2 separate regions of the Mus musculus genome follow, and region 1 is linked to region 2. The links are chromatin loops, found by intact Hi-C in ENCODE. Cell type or tissue: left cerebral cortex. All regions are shown on one strand.

Region 1 (2,500 bases), 510 kb before region 2:
AGTTGAATCTCAATAATTATATATGAACTATATGTCATATGTCTGACCCGTGTATATGTATGAATGACCTGAAATTGAAAGAAAGAAAGAAAGAAAGAAAGAAAGAGAGAGAGAGAGAGAGAGAGAGGAAGAAAGAAAGAAAGAAAGAAAGAGAGAGAGCAAGAAAGAAGGAAAGAAGGAAAGAAAGAAAGAGAGAGAGAGAGAGAGAGAGAGAGAGAGAGAGAGAGAGAGAGAGAGAGAGAAAGTTAAGAAAGTTGGGATGGGAAAGTTAGTGAAGAATTCAAGTTTAAAAGAAGCATCTTTTAGTACAGATGAGCATCTCATAATACAGAAGTAGGCATTAAGGAAGCCTCCAGGGAAGTTTTTCCACCTCTGTAGGTGAGCAAATGTTTGCATACAACTTTTCTGTAGGACTCCCACACAGTCCCAGCAGGAGTTGCAAGTCTTTATGGATTTACACTGAAATCTCTAAAGTTCTGAGATCCATGCCAGATTCAATTTAGGAAGCAGAGATATCTAAACCCAGTTTCATGAAACAGAATTGGGTCTGAGCAGAGAGGAGAAAAATTCATAGTCTATAAAAGCCTAGAATAACAGGGTTCAAAGAAAGTTTCTCGGGGTTGAGGATTTAGCTCAGTGGTAAAGTGCTTGCCTAGTGTACTGCCTAGTTTTGTGTCAACTTGACACAGCTGGAGTTATCACAGAGAAAGCAGCTTCAGTTGAGGAAATGCCTCCATGAGATCTAACTGTAAGGCATTTTCTCAATTAGTGATCAAGGGGGAAAGGCCCCTTGTGGGTGGGACCATCTCTGGGCTGGTAGTCTTGGGTTCTATAAGAGAGCAGGCCGAACAAGCCAGGGGAGGCAAGCCAGTAAGTAACATCCTTCCATGGCCTCTGCATCAGCTCCTGCTTCCTGACCTGCTTGAGTTCCAGTTCTGACTTCCTTGGTGATAAACAGCAGTATGGAATTGTAAGCTGAATAAACCCTTTCCTCCCCAATTTGCTTCTTGGTCATGATGTTTGTGCAGGAATAGAAACCCTGACTAAGACACCTAGCAAGCACAAGGCCCTGGGTTCGGCCCTCAGGTCTGGGAAAAAAAAAAAGACAAAATAAAGATAGTTTTTCAAGGACAATGTTAGAAATCCTGAAACAAACAAACAAACAAACAACAACAACAAATTATTTGCATAGGGTACTTAATCCTCATGGTTGTTTACAAATTAAAGACAATAAAATATCTGTTTCAAAAAGAACGATGTCCATCTTTATTCTCCATAGCTTACTCAAAATTTCCTTGCCTCTGTAACCTGTTGGCATTAGAACACATCATAGAATGGTCTTATGATGCTTGGGGCATTTGGATGATAGGGCTGAGAAGGAGGAAGCATAAAGCTGAATTGCAGCAGACTGTAGGGAATGGTGAATCTACATAGTCCCATTTCAGAAGTGAGGAGTAATGAGACTGAAGAAATATAAATATCCACAGTTATATAATGTCGTGGCAACAGCCTCTTTTTTTTAGTTCTCAATTTAATATGGTGGTCTCAGAGCTGGTTGGCTCCCATGATTGATATTGTTACTGGATCTTGAGGAAGAGCCAAATTGAGAAATCACACGGATGAGTTGCAGCTAGTCTATAAATGGAAAGGATGCTTGGAGAATGATCATAGAACAGTAATTTGCCAACTCTGAAGTTACTTAGCTCCATTATTCATCAAAACCTTTACATTTTTGTGAGACAAGTTTGGTTGTCAATCACAAGTGTCCTTTCCTCACAAGGCCTGCGTGATGAATAAACAAGAAGCAGTGACATATGGGTGAACTCAGTGTGGAGACAAGCCCTTCCTTTCACTTAGGCTTCTTCTCCACTTAGTCCACATTAAATAATTCGATGTTTTGTTTTGTTTTTTAATTTTGTTTAAAAATTACCATGAACTTTTAAATACCTTCAGCAAATGATGGTAATTTTATATTGCATTTGTGGCAAAGAATAACTTTTGGAGGATATGACTATTGAGTGATTAAGTGTATGCATTTACACACATATTCACATACTCCCACATCCATGATTTGTATAGGAATCATGTAAATAGATGCAGTGATCCTGTTTGCCATTCTAAAAACAAAACAAAACAAAAAGGCAAAACTTTAGAGATTTTAATAAATACAGCAATGAATTAATATATTATTTTTAAATTTAAGATTGTATTTACTTATTCACTTCACATCGCACTCAATGTTCCCATCCTAAAATTCTTCCCACCCTTTCCTCTCCTCTGATCAGTTAGGGACCTCTCTGAGAATCCATCCACCATGGCATTTCAAGTCTTTGCAAAATAGGTGCTTCCTCTCCCAGTGAGGCCAGACACAACAGTCCTGTTAGAACAACATATTTCACGTTTAAGCGACAGCTTTTGGAATATCTCTCATTCATTTTTTTCTGGACCTATATGAAGACCAAGTTGTACATTTACTATATATGTGCATGTAGGACTAGGC
Region 2 (2,500 bases):
CTAAAAAAAAAAAAATAATAGAAGTCTATTTTAAGTGATTACAGATTAAACAATTCACCTACCATCTGATTTTGTCTGTAAATTTGCTCAGCAAATCCTTTCTCCATAAAGGGAAGAAAAGAAATTTCCTAAGAAGCACTGATTCGAATGAGGACTTACAGAGCTGTGCTTAAAAGACTCTGGTATCCCCGTCCTTGCTAATTTCAGTTTACTTTGTGACCTTGAGCAATCATTTCTCTTCAGTGGACCTCGGGTTCTGCACTTGTGAAACATCAGGTTGGGACCTTCCCTTTAGTCCTGTGAAGAAGGAAGAGAAGCCTTGGTGTCAGCAGTGAACCTGCTAAAAGGCAAATTCTCAGGCTACTTCTAGACTTCCTGCTTCACAAACCCTGGGTGACAGACATCCAGCAATCTGCGTTTTAAAATCTTACAGGAGATTGCCATGGTAGAGCTGACAATCTACTGGACTAAAGAAATGAAAAGTTTCTAAGTCTCTGTCATCTTGGGGTCTTTGAATTAAAAACAAACAAACAACCAAAAAACCAAAAACAAACAAACAACCCAAAAGTACCCTCTGTTTTTTAATGGGAAGAAGAGCTGGCTTGGATAAGCTGTTTGAAAAAAAATCTTGGAGGAGAGAGTAGCCTCCCCTAACCAATGACTACAGATCCCATGGGGAGAGAGTCCTGGGAATGTGTACCCGGGCCACCTGGAAAGGAAGCAGGGACGATATGGAAGGATTCTCCCCTGGTGTTTAGAGATGGGAAAAGGCAGGTTGAAGGCAGATTGATAATGTCTTCATCTGGAACAGCTTGGCATACATCATGTTTACAAATAGAAGTGATGTGTGATTTTAGTATTAGAAATAGGGTTTTCCAATGATGTGAAAACTCCCATAAGCTATTGTCTGTACTGTATGTATGTATGTATGTATGTATGTATGTATGTATGTATGTATGTATGCATGCATGTATATACATATGTACGTACGTACGTATGTATGTATGTATGTACATATGTACGTATGTAGGTATGTACGTATGTACGTATGTACGTATGTACGTATGTACGTATGTACGCATGTACGTACGTACGTATGTATGTATGTATGTATGTATGTATGTATGTAACCTGTCTTTATAGATGAGGAAATGGATAAACCATGTGGTAGTAAAGTAAGACAAGGCCAAAGAAGAGAAAGTTCCACGGTCACCAAGGCCATGAGGCATTTTCTGTCTCAAGCACCCCTGGGGGCCCAGGATTTTTTTTCTCAAGAAAGGAGCCCCTTCTAACCCTAGTGGAGCCTGCTTAGACTCAGAAGCAGTAACGGTGGAAGCTGGAGGATTGGTGCTGGGCAAGAGGTAGAGGACAATAAGGAATTTTATCGCCATCTAGTGGCACTAGAGAAAAGGCACGCAGCGTCAGCACCAAAGCTGAGGAAGGCTAGCACTGAAGCATCTTGCTTAAAAGAAAGCTGTTAATCTGATTGAATTGCTATTCCCAGGGATTTAGGTACCAGGTCCCCTCCCCAAGCTCCTCATCAAGGCTAAGCACGAAGTGACTAGCCTTGATAGTAATGACACAATTTAGTGGACAGGAGGCTGCTATTGGCTCAAAGAATCTTGAACACATTAATTCATTTTAATTCAAATGAGCTCTACAATTTGCATGTGGAATAGCACTTCCCATCCACAAATTAATCCTCAGTGGGAAGGTCATTCAATGGATGCAAAACTGAAGAGCAGAGGACATGGCAAAGGGTCACAGAGAGCAAATGACAAGGAAAACACAGCAGTTTCCAAACTGATCTGTTCCTAATGCCACACCCGTGTTCTGCAGGAATTCTTATCGACAATCTGGGAAATACAGCGCACGAGACCCACAAGTCCATCCCTTCAGTGAGCACAACCTGAATCCTAGGATTTCACAGTTTTCAGATGCCAAGTTCCAACCCTCTCTGCTTTTCACCATGAGGGAATAACCAGGGAAATTGTTCTTTTCCTTAAGAGTTGTTCTATTTCCTTTAGAGTTTCCATACTAATCAGGCACTTAGGTCTCACGGAGGTGTTAGTTAGAAAAGAGGTCGGTACCATGATAGGAAGTGATGGGCTGGGACGGTTGCAAAAAACTGAACATACTTAAGTTTCACAAGTGAATATGGATAAGTTCGAGGTTTTCTGCTCTTATGTGAGACTTGTGGAACACAATGACAGAATGCCTTTTTTTTCATTTTGAGGCATCCAATGTGTTTTCCAACAATCTAAAAAAGCAAACTGTTACATTTTTACTCAATAGTTTTTTTTTTTTTTCATTGCACAGTCACAAGAGAGAGAAAAAGACAAAGGAAAAGCAAAAAACCTCTAACCATCAGGAAACTACAAGCCAGATAATTTGATACTTTCCAAGTCTTTTCTAACAGTCAGCCAGGACAACTGATGCCTCCATGAATGTGTGGAGAAGATACATGTCCTGGAGAAAGTGCAACATTCCTTAAGACCTA

Evidence for each region. A loop is a pair of places that touch in the nucleus more often than their neighbours do. Peaks named below come from ENCODE experiments on the same cell type or tissue, not always from the same donor. Only the 100,000 strongest peaks of a DNase experiment are listed, where the experiment ranks them.
Region 1: a loop joins it to region 2, with 4 times the contacts of the local background. A loop is called at or near these places in 3 of 42 quality-filtered maps.

What each region holds. Positions count from the first base shown.
Region 1 is chr4:67,991,448-67,993,947 of GRCm38, reverse strand. No RefSeq gene overlaps it. Among named protein-coding and RNA genes, the nearest start is that of Gm23738, 190 kb to the left of the region's middle. In left cerebral cortex, no CTCF peak of the experiment used is centred here; DNase peaks (open chromatin) are centred at 433 and 1,539.
Region 2 is chr4:67,476,479-67,478,978 of GRCm38, reverse strand. No RefSeq gene overlaps it. Among named protein-coding and RNA genes, the nearest start is that of Tlr4, 650 kb to the right of the region's middle. In left cerebral cortex, a CTCF peak has its summit at 1,418 (motif pointing left); a DNase peak (open chromatin) is centred at 1,380.